3 separate regions of the Homo sapiens genome follow, and regions 1 and 3 are each linked to region 2. The links are chromatin loops, found by intact Hi-C in ENCODE. Cell type or tissue: heart left ventricle. All regions are shown on one strand.

What was found. A loop is a pair of places that touch in the nucleus more often than their neighbours do. Peaks named below come from ENCODE experiments on the same cell type or tissue, not always from the same donor. Only the 100,000 strongest peaks of a DNase experiment are listed, where the experiment ranks them.
Region 1: a loop joins it to region 2, with 2.9 times the contacts of the local background. A loop is called at or near these places in 17 of 110 quality-filtered maps.
Region 3: it touches region 2 in a loop (3-fold over the local background); 2 of 110 quality-filtered maps call a loop at or near these places.

What each region holds. Positions count from the first base shown.
Region 1 is chr7:47,084,555-47,092,554 of GRCh38, reverse strand. No RefSeq gene overlaps it. Among named protein-coding and RNA genes, the nearest start is that of SNORD151, 380 kb to the left of the region's middle. In heart left ventricle, CTCF peaks have their summits at 3,342 and 3,551 (motif pointing right); a DNase peak (open chromatin) is centred at 3,604.
Region 2 is chr7:47,249,965-47,257,964 of GRCh38, reverse strand. LOC124901628 (a long non-coding RNA gene) reads left to right here and starts at 3,351. Exons shown (of 2, transcript XR_007060318.1): 1 at 3,351-3,574; 2 at 4,186-5,865. RefSeq lists a silencer at 3,290-3,469. In heart left ventricle, a CTCF peak has its summit at 3,361 (motif pointing right); DNase peaks (open chromatin) are centred at 3,444 and 4,232; H3K4me3 peaks cover 1,179 bases; H3K27ac peaks cover 1,046 bases.
Region 3 is chr7:46,610,141-46,618,140 of GRCh38, reverse strand. No RefSeq gene overlaps it. Among named protein-coding and RNA genes, the nearest start is that of IGFBP3, 690 kb to the right of the region's middle. In heart left ventricle, no CTCF peak of the experiment used is centred here; no DNase peak of the experiment used is centred here.

The DNA.
Region 1 (8,000 bases), 170 kb after region 2:
GCATTTGCTAGTTTTTGTATTTTTGATAATGGTCATGCTAACTGGAATGAGATGATACCTCATTGTGGTTTTGATTTGCATTTTTCTAATGATTAGTAATGTTAAGCCTTTTTTCATATATTTCTTGGCCATTTGTATGTCTTCTTTTGATAAATATCTCTTCAAGATCATTTTCCCAGTTTAAAATTAGATTTTTTTTTTTTTTTTTTTTTGCCATTGAGGTGTTTGAGTTCCTTGTATACCTTGGCTATTAATCCTCAGTTGAATAAGTAGTTTGCAAATATTTTCTCCCATTTTGTAGGTTGTATTTTCACTCTGTTGATTATTTCCTTGCTGGACAGAAGCTTTTTAGTTTGAAATAAACTCATCTGTTTATTTTTGTTTTTGTTGCTTGTGCTTTTGAGGTCTTATTCGTATAATTTCCTAGACCAATGTCCTGAAGTATTTTCCTATGTTTTCTTCTAGTAGGTTTATTGTTTCAGGTCTTGCATTTATGTCTTCCATTTTTAGCTGATTTTTGTATATGGAGAGAGGTGGGGGTCTAATGTCATTCTGCATATGAATATCCAGTTTTCCCAGCACAAACTCATTCATAGAGCTCATGAGCCATGTAGGACATTCATCAGTGTGCTCTTGACTGAGTGCAGACGTTCAGGGGGTCAACCAAATGGATTGTTTAGAAACAGGTGGCTCATGGTGAACCTGCTGTGATGCTGTGTTCACTCCTCAGTTGCCTCTCAGAGAAGTGGGTGCATCAGGAGCTCTGGCTAACTCCCCCAAACCCAACAATGCAGAATGTAGGAGGTGACTGGGGCCCAGTGACATTCTAGGTGCCATCTTGAGAAGATCAGAGCTGCAGCCCCTAATTGCAGCTCTAAGATCAAAATGGGAGTGAGGAGCTTTTGGAGTTTTTATAAACCTCTGTTTACCTATACACATTAGTTGCAAACCTTGGAAGTGAAGAAGGACTGGTGTCTCCTCCTGGGGATATTGAGGGAGAGATCAGGGCTGAGGCTACCTTTCAGCCAAGCCTGGAAGGAGAAGACCCCACTGAAGGATTAGTGATGCTGTGCTTGATGCCCAGACCCCTCCTATCACAGGCCCAGTGCAGAAGTCACTACCCACAGCGTTCCGTGCCACAGAGCACCAAGTCATGCAGGCAGAGGAGAGGCAAAGTGTGAATATTTGTCAAATGATTGCATGGGTGTTGAAATGCTTGCTGTGTTGAGAGACAGGGCCAGGGAAGAAAGAATTTAAAGTATGGTAGACGTTTGATGCTGGGGTGAGGAGTTCAGATGAAGAAGAATTGGAAATAATAATAACATACATGGTCTGGGGAGTTTATCCCAGAGACCTTTATGTGTAGAATTAGGTTTAATCCTCACCACCCTTGAGTGAGGCAGGTGCTGAGGTGATCACTTCACAGATGGGAAAACTGAGGCCTGAAGGTTTAAACCCTTGTTCTGGTTACAAAGAGAATAAGTAGAGGTGAGCTGATGCCTAGACCTCTTTTCTAGGGAAGTCTCCCATTCATTCCACATTGGGGGTTTGCTCTCCCACAGTATCTTTCATTGGAACCACAGCTCTGGGAGATTGTCTCCACTTTGTAGATGAGAAACAGGTTAGAGAAGTGTCATGTCAGAGCTGGGATTTCAGCTCCGGCTCCTGTGACCTTCCTGGCATGATTGTTCTCCAAGGAAGATGAAGGTGGCAGTGGGTGTTAACTCCAGGAGAATTCAGAGCAAGTGTGGGCAGCTGGGGGGATCTGGAGGAAGTGGGGATCCAGGGCCCATTTCTCAGGAGAGAAACTCCTGGGTTTGGGACTTATTGATGAAAGACAACAATGGGGTAGCCTGAGCTGAGGGTGCCACTGCCATGGAGAAGTCAGGAACAGTGTTTACTGCAAATGTGAGGTGTCATGCCTGGCCACCAAGGAGGGCCAGCGATGGGTGGCTACAGTTCAAAATATAGGTTTGGTGAGTGGGCCATGGAGAAGAGAAGGGAAGGAGAGGAAAGATTATACAGCCCTGGGAAACTGTCATGGTTTGGGAGAGGAGGAGGAAAAACAACAATAAAGGGCAGTGAGCAGTTTGTGGCCAGAGGTTCAGGGACATCCAGAACCATTGCATGTCTGGGGAACCAAGAGAGGGCCATTATATGAAAGGAACAGGTGTGGGAGCCCCAGCCAGGGGATGGGCAAGAAGGGGCTGGGAGAAGATGTGGGGCTGGGGTAAGCCTGCTGAAGGCATTTCCACTCTGCCTTTTTCTGGGGCCCTGAGGGGACTCGCTCTTGGCCTGCGGCTATACTGTGGGATGTCTCTGTCCCACCACAGTGTGTGCCTGTGAGTGAGGCTCAGCCTTACTCTTCTCAGTCTCCTGCACCTGACTTACACCTCCTTTCAGGAAATGACAATGAGGACATAGAGGTGTTTGTTACGGATCAATTTCAAGTAGAACCATAACCCAAAGGGGCAGCACTCTCACAGAATGATCGACTTCAGCCAAGGGACAAAAGGGTGTTTGCTCATAGTGGAAAAGGAGAGAGAGAAACTAAAAATTAGGAGCGGGAAGTAAGACTAAGTGCAAAATCCCTGAGAGATTCTAGGTGAGCTGGCCATCCATTTAGGAAGAGATGGGCTGTAGGAGTAAAGTCTCATCACTGAGGAAGGTGCCTGGGTAGGTAGTGCAGGAGGAACGTAACCTGTATCTTAACCAATCAGCACTTTGAAATCACAAAATTCAGAACTCCCTGAATTCTGGATCCAGCCAGGACTGGATCCTTTCATGGGTTGAAAGGCTCATTCTAGTCACTGGAGCTTATGGAAAACTAAAGAGTATTTTTATCATGAATATTCCATTTTTGACATCTGTTAAGTATTAGGAATATCTTAGACACTGCGCAGAACACGAACTGAACACTCTTGGCAGGGGCTGCTGGTGAGTGTGCTCTTAGGTAAAGTAAGCGGACACAGACCCCCTGTTCAAGAGAGGAAACCATGGCTGTGTCATCAAATGGGCCGCCCTGGGAGACACCTGAGCAGTCAGGACACACCCAGAGTTGTGCCTTCAGGGTTTTATCGTCTTTTCACATCACTTTTTCCTATTATCGTGTCATGCGTTCCCATTTTGCCAGTGAAGAGTATGAGCCTCAGAGAATTTATGTGCCATTTACCTGGTAAGTAACCAAGTTGGAATCAGAATGAGGAAATGCAGGGAAAATTTAAATTTCATTCCTTCATATCACAAATATCTCTTGACATGTGTTTAATTAAAGTAACGAACTGAGATTTACTCCATGGGGAAACTGTAGTCTCAATAAAGGCACTTGGGCAACTCCAACTCCTTGACTTCTGGTAGTTTACATTCTTGATGTGATTTTTGTATATATTTAGGAGGCTAAAGAGGCCAAAACCAAAAATGCAATCTTTTCTATGTATTGTTTAAAAGTGAATAAAAAGTATTCCTTAATTTGCTTTATTAGAAAAGTATTTCTTTTAAAATTCCTGATCCTTTATGCATTAGGGCGAAGGGTGAGATTTGCACCTTGTCACCACTAGATGGCAACATCTGAGCGTAGAGTTCAGGCTCAGCGCGGTGGGCACCAACATTCCACAGGGCGCCTGACATGCGGCCTGGGATGGCGCCTCAGAAGGTTGGGCCAGCCAGCCAGCAAGCACCTGTTCCCTGATCCTAAAATAAACCATGGCGGGTCAAAACTCCTAATTGGTTCTATACACCTCTGAAGCCCAGCTCTCCTCGCATTCCACCCTGCTTGAAAAACTAGCAATGGCTCCCTCCAAAGACTAATGTCACCTATCGTCCCCAGATAGAGATTTGATCAATCCTTATTTCTTGACTTTTTCTGTGCCCTGTGTTGGGGAGTGTGGTGTGTCCAGGCCCATCAGAGCTGGCCAGCCAGCCTGGTAGAGGGGTATTGCTCATGGCCATAGAGCCACTGAGCAGGACAGCTGGCCAGCACCCTGGACGACTGAGGATTCTGTCCACAGACACAGACTCATCCACAGAGCTTGTGAGCCATGTAGGACATTTATCCGTGTGCTTTTGGCTGAGTGCAGACATCCAGAGGGTCAACCAAATGGATTGCTTCAAGCAGGTGGCAGCGTGCCTTCCCCGGCATGCTGAGCTGCTGGCCTTCTCCCCACCTCAATTCATTCCTTGCCTGCCCACTACCAGACACATTTAACCTATACCTCTTTGCCACTGTTTCCTCACAGTTGGGCACAGCATTTGGCACAGCTGCTGGAGGAGTCTCCCTGGCCTTTCTGCCCTGAAGAAATCACTCCTGAGCTGTGTGGCTGGGCTCAGGGCCTTGGACTCTGCAGCTGGGATCTCTGGGTGGGATTCAGGCACATGCCTTGAAGCACCCAAGTTAGCAGCAGTCGTTGAGGTGTTTGTTAGTCTATGAACCTTTCCAGTACCCACTCCCTCAGTGGCTCACTGTTCCAGAGACTGCACCACATCCTGGCTATGTGATGTGAATGTCTGATTCATGCCTTCCAGGGCAAACAATCAAGTCAGAGGAAGAGGCAGAGAGATTCTAACATGAATATAAGGGTTGAAGTCCACGGGAGGTGGGGAGGCAGAGGGAGGATGATTGCTCCATCTGGGACTTGGGGAAAGGTGCAATTTGGTAGATAGAAGGACCTACAGGCATCCACCAGGCTTGAGAGAAGGTCCACGCACCCCCTCTTTCTCCTTCTTCAGAATTTCTTCTGGCTTGTGGGGCCTACCTCCTTCTACAGAAGTTGGATTGAGAAGGGTGGGGCTGTGCTCCTCCTGAGTGTGAGGAGATCCAGAAACCTGGTCCTTAGGCAAATGTCTAGGTCTTTCTTCACTTACATGAGGCCTGAGCTACTTCCCCTTGGGAGGAGGTGTGGCATTGCTCCCTCTCTTTGGCCTGGAGCAGGTAGCCTCATCTGGCTGTTCCCTGGGAACCTGGTACGTTCGCTTTCCACAGTGCCCTTCCCACACTGGCCTTGGTTCACATATGGGTAATCCAGGATCTAGCTATGGGTTGGGAAGGAGTCGGGCTGTGTAGTCATTGGCTGCTTTGGTTCTAAGTTTCAGGTCTTTCAGCTAGATGGAGTTCTCTCCAATGGCTCCAGCGAGGGCTGGGAAGACAAAATCTAATAAAATAAAGCCTGTCTCTTTGCTCCGCCTTCTCTCTATGAATGTCAGCATGTTATGAGTCTAATAGTCTACTTGGCAAATCATTCTTTCTTCTTTTATATAGTATGCAATTTCAAAGAAAATTTGTATTTGTTTGTAGTCTTGAGTTCAAACCTTTTAAATTTTTAGATGGCCAGAAAATTAATTAGATAGGCATGAACTTCAGTGTTTTGTTGGATGGCTGACGGTTACGAAGCTGTTAAAGGATCTTCACATGCTTTTGTTTTCTGTTCTGACTCTGTATCAATTCTTTTGAACAGCAATTAGATGACAATTAAAGAATCCTAATGGGAAGAGATCTCTCAAATGTCTGGTTCTGTTTTGCTTTGTTTTGTTTTCCCTGCACTCTATCTCTAGTGTCTCAGTTTGTTTAGGCTGCTATAAAATACCATAGACTGAGTGGCTTCTAAACAATAGAAAATATATTTTTTACAGATCAGGAGGCTGCAAAATCCAAGATCAAAGCCCTGGCAGATTTGGTGTCTGGTGGGAGCTCACTTCCTGGTTCACAGAGGGTGCCTTACCTTGGTGTCTTCACATGGTGGAAGAGATGAGGGAGCTCCCTGGGGCTCCTTGATAAGGGCGCTGATCCCATCATGAGGCCTCTCCTGTCCCCTACCCCGATCTGATCACCTCCCAAAGGCCCCACCTCTAATACTGTCACTTTGGGGGTTATTTCAATGTATGAATTTTGGGGATATGAACATTCAGACCACAGCACCTACCAAATGTAATGTGAGGCAGCATCAAAGTGCTCATGATTGCAAGTTTTCTGCTCAAAAGTGGGACATTCCTAATTGCCAGAAGAGCTTGGACCATCCCCAGAATAGGCATCACTCCCTGGGTAGGTGGAAAAACACAGAGGGTCTTGCCCACAGCTAACGGATGAGTTCTCTGAGGGATTCCGGTGGACTGTTTCAAGGCAGCGTTTTAAATCCTTTCTCAAGAAAGGAAATTGTGGGACCCTGGGGAAATCTCGTTACACATTTCTTTTGCCCTATTTGAAATATGAAGTGATGAGTTTTTCTGTAATCTTTCTATGGAGGCACCTATATCCAAAAGGACAAACAAGCAAGACTTGTAAATAAAGAAAGTTCAAGCAGCAGGTTTCCACTGTTACTCCTTTTTGTTCAATGAAAATATGCAGCCAGTCTTGCAGGAGTAGGTGCTAGAACCTCTACAGGCCTTGTTAATATCTAATCCCTTCATTCTACCTTCTCCCCTGAGATGGAAAAATCCCTATGTTGGTCATGTTCAGGATTTCAGGTTCTACTTTACATAGTTTTAATTTTAATAGACTTAGTAAAAATAACTGCAAGCTTGTGCTATGTACAAACACAATTTGTATGAATGAGTCAAGGAATCATTGCACATAACCCAAGAGGAGTTTCTGCAGGCAAGCAGAATTCACAGGGCTCGTGGCAATCAGGAAGGACTGAGGAGGCTCTCATGGAGTGGAGGGATTTGGGATTAAGGCTGTGAAGTCCAGTTTCACTCTACCTTTACTATGTAAGTACTCTTGGAAAATGTACCAAGCATCAGTTTGTTATCTGCACAGAGAAGGTAATTCTAACAAAAATATCAATTTAAACAACCACAGCTTTTGTGCACTGACTACTTCTCAAGGACTCACTAACTTATTTATTGTAACACAAGAAGTAGATGAGTCAGTGGGGAGGAAATGGGGCTTGAACTCAAAGTGCCTCTATCTCAAAGAGTAATTTGAATATTTTCCATGTTCATGGAAGCAGCTATAGGGAGGTGTGAAAATCTATCTGTGAAGAGCAAGCACTTCTTGAGAAGAATGGGATCCACATGAAAAAACAGACTCTCATGGTGTTCATGAAATTGAACAAAGACCATGCTATACACAGCAGGACTAGATTGTAAATCAAACAACCAGAGAGTCTCTTGTAAAGAAACATACTGAAAAGTGAAATCATGTTGCATGATGAACAACAAACCATCACTTGTACTAAATGCCAGTATTCAGGATATGGGGAAACTTCAGGACATGGGAAAAATAAAATCCTTTTAGCCAAAAGGGCAGTATAGGCCAAAGGAAAAAGGAAGACCATATAAAAATGAGTTCAGAAAACTAACTTTGAATAAGGGCCCAGAAGAAACTGGAATTCCACTGTAGGTGTGCCAAAGGGAGGGATTGACATTTACAGTCTAAGATATATGAAAATGTTTAATCTTTCATGAATCTTGTAATTTTGTCGAGCTCCACACTCTTCCCACAAGGTTCCAACATAGAAGATGGCAGTTGGTTATGTTTTTTAACTTCTGAATTTTACCTGTAAAATATATTCTAACTTGGGAGTCTTTGTCTTAGTAGGCCATGTAAATCTTTTCATTCTTTTTAGAGACAGTATGTGTGGACATACCTACACTACTGATGGACACTGAGGTTTCTTATAGTTTGACTTCCATAATATAACCTCCTTGTGCATATCTCTAACAGGGAATGCGTGTTTGTGTTGGACCTAATGCCTAGAAGCTCAATTATTGAGTTAATGATAATGTGTATTTTGATAGGTCTTGCCAATTTGCTGTTCTAGTAATTTTTGATAATTTCTACTTTAATTAAAATATATAAGTATACATTCCCACCATGGATTAATATTATCAATCACTTAAATTTTTGTGGCCAGGTGCGGTGGCTCATGCCTGTAATCCCAGCACTTTGGGAGGCTGAGGCGGGTGGATCACGAGGTCAAGAGATTGAGATCATTCTGGCCAACATGGTGAAACCCTATCTCTACCAAAAATACAAAAATTAGCTGGGTGTGGTGGGGTGCGCCTGT
Region 2 (8,000 bases):
TCAAAAGACTACAAACTATACAATTCCATTTATATGACCTTCTGGAAAAGGGAAAGCCTTAGGGATGGAGATGTCCTGGGTTAGAGATGGGAGAGAGCTGGATTTCAAAGGATGGTGAGAAAGACTTTTGAGGTGGGTGGAACTTTTCTGTCTTGATTGTGGTGCTGGTTCCATGATCCTGTGCATTTGTCAAAACTCATAGAACTGTAGACGAGAGAGAGAGACAGAGAAAGGAATTGCATTGTACGTAAATTTTAAAAATAACTATAAAATGTGAGGGTTGGTTTCTGAACAGAGACCTAATAAGTTATCTGAGTAATATTAGTATTAACCTTTATTGAGCATTTACTTTGTGCCAGGTGTTATCTTGTGAAGTCCTCAAAACTAGCCACTGGGGTAGATATTATGAGGTAGAGCTCCAGAGAGAACTGGAGGCTCAGAGAGGCTACAGTCAGCAGAGTCCAACTCAACCCCAGGTGGGTGAGGCTGCGAGGCCTGTGCAAGGTTCCCCGGGGCTGCAGCCTGCCCTCCCCTCCCCTTTTCTTTCCCTCCTGAATCCTCCCCTTCCTGCCAGCACCTCCCTATCCCGGCCCCTCCCATCCTTCCCAGAAAAGCCTTCTCCACTCATGTCACTTCTTTGATGTAAATTCCAGTGAGTAAGGAGGACGATTTGGTCAAAGGTATGAAAATATTTCTGACTTTTGATCAAATTTCTGTTCCTATCCTTAAATCAATTTACAACCAGATGGTGTCATACCAAAGCACCTTGGGTACTTGGAGGAAAATGTTCCTTTGTCCAGAGTCTCCTGCAGTGATGTGGCTGCCCCTTCTTCCTCCACACCCTGTACTCTTTCCCATTTCCAGTCCCTCTGCTGCCCTCATACCTGGAGGCCACTCTTCTTTCCCATTTCCAGCCCCTCTGCTGCCCTCATACCTGGAGGCCATTCCTCTCTGTGTCTGGAGGCTGTTCTGACCTAAGCTCCTTTATCAGCAAAGTGGGTCCACTGTTCCTTTCCCTCCTCCCTCACCGTCTCCATCTCAATTCTTAGCCTTTTCCAATTTTTCCAATTCTTAGCCAATTCTAGCCATCTCCTGGCTGCCCAATTCTTAGCCTTTCCTTCACCCTCACCCTTCTTGTCAGGCCACTGTTTCCCAAGGATATTTCTTGCATGAGGCTGATGCTGAGTCCTTTGAGAGGAAGAGACCTACAGCTGGGAGAGGGGGCTCCTACAAGGAGGAGGCAGCAGGTTGCATAGCCCAGGCTCAGGTGCCCGCTGGGGATGACCCAGGAAAACACCCACCAAGCCAGCATGTTAGGGGGCACCCTCACCTAGGAAAGTGAGGTACAAGACAGGGAGTGTGTACTCTGCATAAATAAAAATGCCCTAGGATGAGGATGTGGAAGGAGAACTAGAGGATTATTCCTGTTTTGTTCTCTGTACTTGGAGAAACCCTCTGTGCTTCTCATATCACGGGGCCTGTGGGGCTGAAAACAGGGTGGCTTGAAGACATCCTCTCCTACTCTCCCCTCCCCTTTCTTCAGCTCCCCTCCCCTCTCCTCGGTGCTGTGGGTGCCTCTGCTCATGGAGGGAACCATGTGGCTGAGGCTGTTGTGATTCTTTCTGATTTGGTCTTGTGGTCTCTTTCTGCAGAGTTCCTATAAACTGTGCCCCACCTAATGGGCCTCGGGGATTTGGTGGTGGATGTGTACAGCACGCCTTTCACAAGATTCTTCTTTATCCTGGCAGGTGGCCTCATGCCTGAGGGTGAGACCCATGGTCTGGTGTTGCTCTCACAGGAATCTTGTTCATACTGGCAGACTCCTTGTGGCTCCCATCTGACCTGTTTCCAGCTATTCCCAATAAGATAGCCACTCTTTAGGCCAGCCCTGACTAGGAGAGGAGCTAGGTTCTGGTGCATCTGTCCGGGGAGACAGAGGAGGCAACTGGACAAAGCACATAGAGTCACAGAAGCAGCATATTCCTCACAGATCCCAGAGAGAAGAAGGCAGAATACCTCACATGGCTAGCGGAATGGAGGGAGCTGCCTGGGGCACACACACACACAACCACTGGGTGGGGATCGAGAGAGAGGAGGACCTGTAAGCTGAGGCCTTAAGTGGGGTCCAGGGGTCTACCCCAGGCAGGTTTCCCATAGGGAGTTCTAATTGATGGGTTTAGAGCAAGCAGGCACCGGTTCCATGTAATCACGCCATGACTGAGAGGTGGTCATTGCAGCATATCTGTGAGGTCCATGTGGGGTCAGTGGGGTGAGTCAAGTAGGTTGTATCCAGCTGTCTCGTAGGGCAGTGGTCACCAGGAGGTGTTTGTATAAGGCAGATGTCTGGATTGATCACATTGAGGAACTGGAAGGAGGTGGAGAGCTGGAAACTGTGTTAAGGGTGAGTAAGCCCTGCCTCTGGTAGGAAAAAGTTAAACCTCTGTTGGGAATGGTAACATGGAATTATAAGAGTTCACTACAAGCTGCATCCTAGGCCTTTCTCCTACTCTCACTGCCACAGAAACCCAGTGGTTCCGGGTTAGTGGGTCCGCATGTTGGTGCATGTTCGTGTGTGTGCGTGCATGCGTGTGTTTGTGCATGCATGTGCACATATGTGTGTCTGAGGTCTTTCTTTTCACCCTTAAACCCCAACAGGCTAGTGACAGGTTGTGGGCCCAGGGCAGCAGGGGCCACTGATCTTCAGGGGCCTCATGGCTCAAATGACATAGCAGGGCCCAGGCAGGGTTATGGTTGGAGAGACACCTGGGGACCCAGGGACGGCCCTGTGGCCCAGGCAGGGATGTGGCAGGAACCTCTAACAGAGCCTGCACCTGACAAGGACCAGAGAGTGGTAGCCTTGAAGTCACACCTGCCTCGATTTAATGAACAAGTGGGCAGTTTGCACAACTGGCCTGGCTGTTTCCAGTTAGCGTCGGCTCCCAGGGACTGGCACAGGCTCAGTCGGCTCAGCATATTGTCTATGGGCGATTTTCCATCTTGCTCACAAAACCAGGAACATTTACTATCTGGCCTTTTCCAGAAAAAAGTTTGCGGGTTCCCGGGCCATGCTCTCATTATTGTTGGCGTTATGAGGAAATGCAGATACAGCAGCAGAAGGAAGATCTGAGAGAAGAAGACAACAGGGTCACTGAAGTTGTGTTAAAGTGGTGCAGCACATTTGCCCTCTTTTTTTTTTGTACTTTCAAGACTGGCCACAATGCTGAATTTCAACGAAAGCACCCATAAGGAAGCCTGCCTTTTGATGTGCTCAGCCTGCGAGGGTCGGGAGGAAGAGAGGGGCCTGCCGCCTCGCGCCCTGCCCGCGCGCCCTCTGTGGGTGCCGCTGGTCCCGGTGTGGCCGGCAGGGGGCGCGCGCGCCATTCCCGGGCTCGCCGGGCGGGGCGGGGGCGCTTCCGAAGCTGAGCCGAGGACGCCGTGTTCCGCCGGTCCGGAGCGCCGCTACTCCGCGACCTGAGCCTGGCTCAGCAGCTCTGCCAGGCGTGCTTCCGCGCAGGGTGGCCGGACGTTCTGGGGAAGTTGCCCCGGGCCCAGCACAACGCCTGCGGGGGAGGGGGTGAGCGGCTCCAGCAAGGGACCCAGGGGCGGGGCTCAGGGAGACGGGGAGGGAGAATGGAATAGATAGGAACCGTCGAGATCTCGCAGGGGGGCCCACAGGCCACCCCCAGGGTCGCCTCCGCCCCCGCTGCCCTGCGGGCTACCGGCTCCAGTGGCGGGCCAGGACAGGGCAGCGCGAAGAGGAAACGCGCCCCGGCGCTAGGCCCCCCTCCCAAGGAAGGGGTCAAGCGGGCTCTGCCCTGCCCTACTAGTGTGACTGCTGGCTTCTGGGGGCTCAGCTCCCCGACTGTAGAGGAAGAGCTAGAAAAGCGATTCCCGAGAAGGGGAATCATTGTAAGCAGTTACTGCACTGTAAAGTGGCAGAGGGCTTGCTTGGTAGCGGAGAATCAATCGGGTTACTCTTCCTTCCTCACGGGAAGGGCATTTGTAAATTCCGCGTTGCAGAGACAGCCGGTGCTGGCCAGTTGCCTGGCAAGCGTGTGCTCACGCACACATCAGCTGCATCCATGAGGGAGATGATCCTATCTTAGCGTGGCAGGGCCAGAAAGGGGCTGAGAGTCTGGGCCCAGTACTGCTGGACTGTGCAGCCTTCGCTCTGTTCTCCTTCAGTGATGACTCACTCTCTCCTGAAAGAAGACCACACTGCCCCGGAGACACAGGAGGCCTTCTGACCTGGCCCGGTTGCCCTTCCTGGAGATGCCCCTCCTTCCCCAGAAGGCAGGCTCAGCTCATGGATGGTGCAGTCAGTAAGGGGAACTCAGTGCTGCCCAGGTCCCAGTCCACTGTGGACACCTGCATGATCTGACACTTCCCCATGAGGACTTTTGAGAAGCCAGATGACTTGTTTGAATTATCCAGTTCAGCTCCTGAGCCTCCTCTGCAAGATCCTACCAAGCAAACTTGGGGTGTTTCCCCTGCTCCCCTATTTCTGGTATTAACACCTTCCCCAGAACACCAGACTATTCCTGTTATGACGAGTAAAGACCTCTTAGTATTGTAACTTAAGGGGGTCACACCATGGCAACATTCTATTTTTTTCCTTTTTGTGTACTAGCTAGAATTACTCTATTTATTTACTTCAGGCATTTACTTGTTGTAATTATCTGATTTTGTGTCCCTGAAATAGTTTTTGCAGAAAAATCAGGATAAATTATTGATTCTGCCCCTTTTATTTTTTATAGTTTTTAGAAGGGGTTTATTTTTTATAATCCAAATGTGCCCAAGTAAGGTTTGTTTGTTGAGAAGTGCCTTTCCAAACCCCTCAATTTTTATTTTATTTATATTTATTTATTTATTTATTTATTCATTTTGAGACAGAGTCTTGCTCTGTCTCCCAGGTTGGAGTGCAGTGGCACCTTGTATTAGTCCGTTTTCATGCTGCTGATAAAGACATACCCCAGAATGGGAAGAAGAAGAGGTTTAGTGGACTTGCAGTTCCACATGACTGGGGAGGCCTTACAATCGTGGTGGAGGGCAAGGAAGAGCAAGTCAGGTCTTACACGGATGGCGGCAGGAAAAGAGAGAGAACTTGTGTAGGGGAACTCCTCTTTATAAAACCATCAGATCTCATGTGAGACTTATTCACTATCATGAGACCAGCACGAGAAAGACCTGCCCCTGTGATTCACAGGGACCCACTGGGTCCCTCCCATGACACATGGAATTGTGGGAGTTACAATTCAAGATGAGATTTGGGGGGAAACACAGCCAAACCCTATCAAGCCATCTCGGCTCTCTGCAACCTCCACTTCCCAGGCTCAAGTGATTCTCCTGCCTCAGCCTCCTGAGTAGCTGGGATTACAGGCATGCGCCACCACACCTGGATAATTTTTGTATTTTTTATAGACATGGGGTTTCATCATGTCGGCCAGACTGGTCTTGAACTCCTGACCTCGTGCAATCCACCTGCCTCAGCCTCCCGAAGTGTTGGGATTGCAGGAGTGAGCCACTGTGCCTGGCCCTCAATTTTTAACATGTATGTTTCCATTCATTGCTGAGCTGTTTAACCTTATATAATGTTAAAGAAAACAGATGGCAGCTAGGTAACAAGAGCCCTGTCAATGGGCATCCCCTTCTCCTATGTTCCGTTTCTGGGAATCAACTTAAAGAGACCATTAAAAACCAGATTTGCACAAAATCAAACAAACATATTGGTTGAAGCATTTAAAAGAATGAAAGTTTGGAAATAATCTCATTATTCAATAGTTATTCAGTAGTTGCTTAATAAAATGTGGCATATCCATTTGATGGAATATTATATAGCAATTAAAATGATATTTCTTAAAACTATGTATGTCTTCAAGCATCTTTATTGAGGTATACATACCATAAAATTCATCCAATTTGAAATGTACATTCAGTGACTTTTAGTAAACCATCACAATTCAGTTTTAGAACATTATCACCACCCCCAAAATTTCCTCCTACCCATTTGCAATCAATCCCAGCTACCATTTTTGACTCCAGGCAACTACTGACCTGCTTTCTATCTCTATAGACAGAAATTCCTAGAAATTTCATATAAGTAGAATCATACTATATGTGGTCTTTTGTGTCCGGCTTCTTTCACTTCGTATAATGTTTTTGAAGTTCATCCGTGTGGTTTCCTGTATCAGCATTGCCTTCATTCTTATTTCTAAGTGCGTTCCATTGGATGAATATACCATATATTGTTTATGCATTCATAAGTTGGTGAACATTTAGATTGTTTTCACTTTTTGGATATTATGAATAATGCTTTTGTGAAACATTCACATATAGGTCTTTGTGTGGATATGTGTTTTCATTTTTCTGGGATATATACCTAGAAGTGAAATTGTTCAGGATATGCTGAGTGGATATTTTTAAGAAGCTGCCCAACTTTTTGCCAAAGTGGCTGTGGCATTTTTTTTTCCTACAAGTGATGTATATGGGTTCCGGTTTCTCCACATCCTTGACAGTGGGTGTTGGTGTTTGAATGTTGGCTATTCCAATAGGTTTCTGGTAATATCTTGTTATGTTTTTAATTTGCATTTCCTTAACGGCTAATGGCATCTTTTATCTCATTATTTATTATAGCATGTTTGTCATTATTTATTTATATATCTTTGGTGTCTATTTAAAGCTTTTGCCAGTTTTTCCTTTTTTTTAAAAACTTTTATGCCAATTTTTCAGTGGGTTGCTTATCTTATTATTATTAAACTGTAAGAGTTCTTCATATATTCTGGACACAAGTGCTTTATCAGACCTAAGATTTGCAAATATTTTCTTCAATTCTGCAGCTTGTCCTTTCATCCAATAAGAAATAATGATATATTTTGCAGAACAAATTTTTGTTAACTTTGATAAAGTCCAGCTTATTCATTTTTTTCTCTAGGGATTGTGCTTTTGGTGCCATGTCTATGAAATCTTTGCCAAACCCAAGATCACAGACTTTTAAGAAGTGTTTTTTTTTTTTTTTTGAGACAGCGTCTCCCTCTGTTGCCCAGGCTGGAGTGCAGTGGTGCGATCTTGGCTCACTGCAACCTCCACCTCCTGGGTTCAAGCAATTCTCCTGCCTTAGCCTCCTGAGTAGCTGGGATTACACCATGCTCGGCTAATTTTTGTATTTTTTAGTAGAGGTGGGGTTTCACCATGTTGGTCATGCTGGTTTTGAACTCCTGACCTCATGATCCACCTGCCTCGGCCTCCCAAAGTGCTGGGATTACAGGCGTGAGCCACCATGCCTGGCCCAAGAAATTTTATAGTTCATTTTACATTTGGGTCTATGACCCATTTTTAGTTAATTTTTGTGTATGATAAGAAAAAAGGGTTAAATTATTTTTTAAATGTGGAAATTCAATATTTGTTGAAAATACTATTATTTCCCTATTGGATTGTCTTGGCATTTTTGTCAAAAATCAATTGACAAATATATGCTTAGAAATGACATGAAAGCACAAGCAACAAAATAAAAAACAGACAAGTTGGAATTCATTTAAATTAAAAGCTCTTGTGCATCAAGAGACATTATTAAGAAAGAAGGCAACCACAAAATGGAAGACAATATTTGCACATCATGTATCCAATAAGGGACTAGTATCCAAAATATATAAAGAATTACTACAGCTCAGCAACAAAATAGGCAATGAACTTGAACAGACTTTTCTCCAAAGAATGTATACAAATGGACAATAACCACATGAAAAGTGGTTCAGTGCCATTTAGTCATTAGAGAAATGTAAATCAAAATCACAATTAGAACTGCTTCAAACCCATTAGGATAGCTATTACTAAAAAAAAAAAAAAAATTAGAGAATAACAAGTGTTGGCAAGGATGTGAAGAAATTAGAACTCTTGTACACCACTGGTGGGAGTGTAAAATGGTACAGCCCCTATGGAAGACATTTTGTTGGCTCCTCAAGAAGTTAAACAGAATGACTAAATGATTCATAAATTTCACTTAT
Region 3 (8,000 bases), 640 kb after region 2:
TCACTTTGATAAATGCCAGCAGGCAAAAGAGAATGCTGCTTAGATTTTTAACACCATATTGCACTGAGAATATCCACAGGCGGGATATATAAAAATACAAATTCAGATTATAGCAAATCCACGTAATGCAGAAGCTATGGTCAAACGGTAAAAGAGAGAAAATTGAATCTTTTATAGGTTGTAGTTTACATTTATACATAGTCCATTCTTTTTTGATTTTTAAAATTTCTTTTTATTATCTTTTTTGTTTGTTCTAACCCACCAGACAAAACATGGATTATTCTAAGCAGTGTTTAATAATGATAAAAATAATAATTAGTGTTTAATCTCATTCTCATTAGTGTTTTCTATTTTATAAAGCATAAATCATCAGTGTCATGCAGGTTGCTGTCCGTTGATCCTTATAGGTGCATGACCAGAGCTCAGTTCATTAGCACCAGCAGAATTTTTGAACTGTCTCTGTAGAACCAAACATGAAAGGTGCATGGAAATGCCACTGTAGGTAGGCTGGAAGGTCTATACAGAGCCATGGGTTGGAAGACATGTGCTAGACTTGAAGGGTTCCAGAACATCTGAGAAATGAAGTATCACAGCCTTGCTTTTTGTTTTGTTCTTAACAGGTGAAAAAGTTGAAGCTTTGTGTTATTAAGAGATTTACTGAAGCCACGTTCCTGACATAGCCCCAATGTACATGCAGCACGGCTCCCTCCAGGGCCTGTTGCGGTCACCCAGCTCTTGCTCCAGCCAAGCCTCAGCCTTCTCTCTGATGGAGATTTGAAGATAATGTGAGTTGCTTATGGTGTTAAGATGAACTATGTAGAAAAAAACTATTGATCTGTATGTCAATAATTAGATGACAAGTTATAGCCTCCCCCAAATGTTACAATGCATGAATTTTTCTCAAAAAGCATTTATACATTTAAAAAAGATGAATGATGTTGGCATTATGGTGATCCTTTCATTTCTGTTGCACTAGAAGTAGTTTGGTTGTTCTTTAGATTGGAGAGGGGAGTAGGGAAATACCTTCCAGATGTCCTTAAAAATAAAGTGAAAAGATCTGTATGCTAGATGGATCTTGGCTGAAGGATCATAGTACAAAAAGTGCCTCAAATATAAATCATCTTGTGATTAGATTTTTAACAAGCCTTCCAGGTAAACCAAATGACAGCACTCAGTGTCTTAGTAAATGGTTTCAAAGGATTAGTTTCCCTAATAGTTTGCTTCCTCTGACCTGGCACAGAGTTCTCTTTGCCCCCTGGAGATGATATACATTTTCCCATGCTCACAGAGAACAGGATGAGTCAACAAACTTTAGCTAGAAACTCAGCCAGCGAGGTTTCTGCCCTCTTGAGTAAGAACTTCACTGGATGCTCACCTGGAACTTCTAATTGAAGCCCTTCTCTGACTCTGAACAATGTCACCAGTGGTCCAAGATTCAGAAAAATTGCCCTATATGTGATGTGTGCAAAAATTAGGCTTGGGAATTGTTCCTAAAATTTACTGTTATCAACACCGGAATTTTTAAAATTTCAAAGATTCTTTCTTTTTTTTTTTTTTGAAGTATGTGCTTATATTGAAAGTGATTACATATAAATATAAATATAAATAATATTAATTTTTGTTTTAAAGAAAATCATCTTTTTCTCATTATCTTAGGACTAGTTAGGTATCCATAATCCCACAACAGCCACAAAGAAAAAACCATCTTCAGAAAAAAAGATATTTACTATTTCAAGTATAACTTTACCCAGACTGTAGCATTGCTTTAAATAAAGTTAACACTTCAAGAGAAAACAACATGTTTTACTAAGGAAATTTACTATAATATATAATTTATTTTCAATTAAGTTTTTACTAAATAAAGCATTAATTGATTTTTTCTATTTTATTAAAGTAAACTTTTAACTTTAAAAAATATTATACCATTATTTTAACATAAAAATATTATTTGCATGTTACTTTGTCACAAGCGTGTATCCATTTATAATTATATATAATGTAATATATTTTTATTTTATTTTAGTTCTTAAATAAAATATTTATATAGTTTCACATTTTCAACTACATATAGGTGTGTGTGTTCAGTTTATGGCTATGTGTGTCATACATTTCTCATTATACTTCTCATTTTATGATGTTGAGAAGTTGAAACCCTGAACACTTGGTGGGAATACAAATTGGTACAGCCATTATGGAAAAAAGTATGGAGGTCCCTAAAGAATGAAAAATAGAGCTACCATATGAGCTGGCAATCATGCTTCTGGGTATACATCCAAGAGAATTGAAATCGGGATTGGGAAGAAATACCTGCACTCCTTTGTCCGCTGCAGCATTAGTCACAATATCCAAGACATAGAAATAAACCAAATGTTCATCGATGGATGAATGCATAAAGAATATGTGGTATATATACATAATGGAATACTATTCAGCCATAAAAAGAAGGAAATCCTATCATTTGTAACAACAGAGATGAATCTGAAGGACATTTTGCTAGTGAAATAGGCCAAACAAAGAAAGACAGACACTACATGAGTCCACTTTTACCAGGAATCTAAAATAGTCAAACTCATAGAAGCAGAAAGTTGAACAGGGGTTGTCAAGGGCTTGGGGGAGTGGGAAATGAAAAGTTGTTGTTCAATAGGTATGAAGTTTCAGTTACACAGATGAATAAGTCCTACAGTTCTGCTGAACAGTATTGTGTCTATAGCTAACAATACTGTATTGTGCACTTATAAATGTGATAAGTGGCTAAGTCTCATGTTAACTGTTCTTACCACAATTTCAAAAAACAAACATTTAAAAATAATAAATAATTTTGCAATAAAAATTATCATAATGTATACCTTCCAGCTTCTGCTGAATTATTTCTCTTGCTAGCTTCCTAGGACATATCTACCATGTGGCATGATTTAAATATTTCAGTGGCTATTGCCCCGTATTTCTATTCTCCAATTCGGAAAGATGAGTCACTTCAAAATGTCCCCAGAAAATTATATGCACTTCTGTTTTCACCTCCTCATCCTCTCTTTCCATGACAAGAAGCTAAAGGCTGAGGCTTTGATGACAGTTGATCCATGGAGTCGTGGTGCGTGAGGGCTGGAGGATGGAGCCCAGAGTGACCAATAGTCAAAAAGGGAGTTCCTCATGGCCCTCAGGAGGCAAGGGGGTTCCCAGAAGACAGCTTCAGAAAGGGAACTCATGTTTTGGGATGTCAGTTTTTTTAGAAAAGTAACTGACAGTGCTTCACTCACACCCATTTCCATAGCTGCTCAATTACCTTGAGCCACATATTTCAATGGAAATGACATGGGGCCCAAGCTGTGTGCACGAGACCTCACATCTCAGCCCTTCCTTGGCCACGTGGCTCTGAGAAAACCACCTGTCCAAGTCTCAGCTCCTCCCTCAACTTGTTCCTGTGCAGATCTGTGATAGTCTGCAGATACACCTAACATGATGCCTAGAGTATGGCAGAGACACCAGAGTGGTCATAGCAATGAAAGGAAACCATGTTCCTAACACTATCCCAAACCATGACCCCAACTCCCAGACCCATATCCCGTGTTCCATAAATAAACCTATTACTTTGCTTTTATAATCTAACCATGCCTTTGGCAACTTTAGTATTCTCCTTTCTCTTAAGGCCCAAGTTTTTCTTAATTCTTGTCTGCAATATATGTTCAATTGGTTTTGCAAGTCCATATGCTTTTCTGAGCTGGTCATCCCTCAAGTGCCCCTGTCAAAGACTCTCAGGTACAATACTCTGAGAAGGAAGCCATTATTCTCAGTCCTGGTTAGGTCGGAGCTCAGAGGGGCCAGCATTCAGTGGATAGAAGTTAGAGTTTAATGGCTGTGGACTCAGGACTTGATCAGAGAAAGGAAAGATGGCCAATGGGGATAGGTGTTGATAGTGGTCAGCAGATTCCATGCACTCAATTGACACAATGGCCCTGTGAGGTGGGGTACTATTTATTGTCCATTTTATAGATGAGGACGTTGAGGTTCAGCAAGTTTATATAGTACTGCAAGTCACATAGTAGACAATTGTGAAGCCATCACAATTGGCCAAGCATTAGTTCCATTTCACTCTATTTCATTTATTCTGGTCTCCAATTCATCAGGCTTCACTGGTTCAGATGAGTACCTACCCACTAATGGCCAGGCATAGCTGCAAACCCATGATCCCACCCCAAATCACCATAATTGTCTCCAGGATGAAAGGTAAGCAGGATCAAGAGGCCCCATTGCCCTTGGCTCAAGGGAGATCTTTAATATGCTGCAGTAACCCTTTTATTGACTACATGGGTTTTGGAGCTGAGACCTCAAATTTATGATATTCTAAATCCCTACCAATCTCTTCCTGCTCTGAAATCTCATGGAATTTGCAGTAGTGAGATAAGGCAGAGTGAATTGTGTCATCATAAATATCTGGGTTTTATTTCCAGCTTTTCTTAGAAATATCTCTATGATATGGGGAAAGTTATTTAATCTGGCTGAACCTCAGGTTCCAGCCTTGCTTCAAAGGGTCGTTATCAAAACAGAACAAGATAACAAACCTGAAATCACCCAGCACTTTCTGCATTGATAGATATGACAATTTCCTGTTCAGAAAAGTACCTATTATATACATAAACACCTCTTTAACAACAGAAAAAAATGAGGTCATTTTCTTTATATATAAATAGCTACCTGATTAACTAACTAGGCTCTGCATGAATGTTTATTGAATTAATAAAACAGGAAAATAAATGCGTAAAACCAAGAGCATGTACTGCATGTAAGCCCCACTTGGCAGATGCCCCAGGACCTTCCGGATCATCTCGTGTTGTACTTAGAGAAATTCCCAATGGAGCTTTATATGGTGCCTTTGAAAAATGTCTCTTCCTTAGAACACATGCAGTGCAATACAACAAACACTTTTTCTCGATGGTAATATTTGGAATTGTTACTTCGAGGATTTGTCTAGGGTCAGTCAGAAGATTTATCCTCCATGGCAGGTTTCTGTGTTCACCAGAAGAAATAAGTCCTGGCCAGAGGAGGCCATTAACCTAAAGGCTTGGAACACAAGGCTTCAGCTAAGCTTCTATTGGAGCTATTGACAAGAGCTTACAAAAACATTGAGTTTGGGGTTTGTTTTCCAGAAATTCCTTCCTGTATCTTATCTGAAGCAAGTATATTATAACAAATAACACTGCAATACATACACATGCAGACATTCACACAATATACACACATGCAGATACACATCACACAGATATACACACGTTCACAGATACAGGCATAGGCGCACACACACACACACAGAACAATTTTTCCAGCAATTGGAGATGATGGATTTTGATAATATTGCATGGTGAAAATAAATCAAAGTAATTTTTTGCCCATATTGGATAATGTCTAACACACAGTGTTTTCTTGACATTTTTGAGAGATTGTTGAGTAAAAGCAGAGGGGCTTATCCTTTTTGACCCCCTCCAAAATGCCACTATCCAACTATTAATTATAGATTTGGGGGGACTGAATTGACCCCTGTTTTAGAACTTGTTAAATTCACTAAAGCATTGCTTAAGCCTACCCTTCTGTTAGCCTAATTTGCCAGCCGAGTAACATTTTAGAATATGAGTGGAAGGTCATATTTTTCCAGAAGGTTTTTCTTAGAACCTTGTTTCAAAGAAAAGCAAAGCTTCCTGGTACACAAGATGAAAGACTTAAAAAAAAACTTGTGACGAAGACTCTTTGGACATTAAATAGCTTATTAAATAGCTCTTTGATGAATTACAGTAAGTGTAAATAAATAAAAAACATATGGATTGGATTTCTTTTGAAACATAAATGGATTTGAATTACAAAAAAAAAACTTGTTTTAAAACAACAAACAAACAAACAAAACTCTAGAAATACAGAATATGCTATCTCTGCTCCGAAAATGTCCCATGTTGATTTTCAACTTACATAAAATCTAATTATGAGGACATAGGAAAAAAGTCAGTGATTCTGGATATTTCTTGGTTATGATTCAAAATAGATGTTTATGAATGTAGATTGCACTAAGAACATTGATATATTTTTAAGATAAATGATTGTTATTCACTGTCTGACTCAAGTATGTTCTCAGGTTGAAAAAAGATACACCATTTTCTTTAGATCATTAAAACCAGATAGATTTTTATCATTTCATGCATAAGAGTTTCATATAGTAGATATACTTCATTTGCACTGATTTTCTAAAAGATTTGTATTAATTTTATTTTTAGATTTTTTAATGTTTTTTTAATGTTTTTGTATTTTCCTACAAAAAAAAAGTATTACCAGTTATTTAGAATCAAGGTATTTTCTGGTAGAATTAAGAAACCTCCAGCAACTCTGTTTCCAAATGAGAAATCTCTGGAGTTTGTGAAAGAAGCAAGAATGCGGCTTATAAATAACCAGGAAATTGGCATGAGGCTCACTTGTCTGGCTTGCAGGAACTTTTCCTAAAGATTAAATTTTGGTTCTATCTAGTTTACATTTCTGTTTTTTTTTTTTCTCATGCGAAGATCTATTTCACATAAAATGCTTGGTATATTTGAAATTAGATAAAGGGGGAAAACCAAAATTTGGGTTTCCCAGAAAATAATAATTATAATCATGAATGGCAATAACACATAATGATCTCTATTACTCACATAGTGCCTACTCTGTGCCAGTCACTGTGCTGATTTCTATATATGCTTTGCCTTACTTAATGTTCACAGAAAACTCATAAAGTAAATAGCATTGTCTTCATTTTGTAGTTGAAGAAGCAGGCTCCTTCAGAGGTCCTGGCAGCCTGAAGAAGCCACCTGCTAAGTTCACTCTGACTTGGGACCATCCCAATATATGGGCAGCTTAGAAAACCCTCATGCCTGGGTGGCCAACCTTCCATTTTTCTTATTTTCCTCAGCATGAATGATCTGGCAGGCATTTTGACTAACACACATGTGCCAGGGATTACAAAATTAAAAGGGAGCCCAGGGAGACAACAGGAGTAGGAGAAGCATTTTCTAATGGCTTCAAGTTCTAAGCATCCAGCAAAGCAGAATCACTAGTTATCATTATGCTTGCCACCTGTGCAATTGACCCACTGGCTGGGATGTGGTCTAAGAGAAGAAACGTGTGCCTTCTGCTGGATCTTTTGGAACTCCTCCAAGATAAAAGGAATTCTGACACCACATTCAGCAGTATCAACTTCAGGGAGGTACTACAGAAACACTCACGGATCTCAAGTGAGTCCTGGTAGGATTCCAGTTAGCTGAGAACATTTGTTCTTGGAAAGAGCTTTATTGAAAGGACATGGATTCCCAAGGGGACTTTTTGGTGACTTCCTAGGAAGTCTCTGAACTTTCAGAAACTTATGTAGGGTGGCCTGGCATGGGTGTGTTAGTTTATCATAGGTCTTCCTCTGGCATCAGCTCACAGCATCAGCGAGAGTGTGACCAAACCTTTCTTGTGCACAATTCATGATTGTACAACTGAAATGCTTCGGAGTTGTTTTGTAAAGGTCATGTACTTATCCCATGAGAAGAAGAAAATAAAATCTTTTTCATTCAAAAGGAAAAGTCATGTTGACAGTGTGAGAATATCAAGCCTCTTCTCAAAGAATGTTTCTATCCCTTGTTGGAAACCTGGAATAATCATCCTCTTATATTTTTATGGCACTTTACGGTTTATAAACTTTTATTTCCATTATCTGATCATATTATCATCTAGGTTGAATTCTCCAGAATGGTTTTGCAACTAACTCCATATTCCTTGATTTGTGAGTCCATGTAGCCCGAAGAGATACATCTGAGTGGCCAAGCCCAAAGACTCAGGATGGTGAAAGATGCCCCGACCACATGGCAAGTTGTTGCATGAATTACTCTTGGAGAGGCACAGGCAATGAAGTTTGTACTTAGTTTTAATATGTACTTACTAATGCTGGGCGCGGTGGCTCACACCTGTACTCCCAGCACTTTGGGAGGCCGAGATGGGTGGATCAC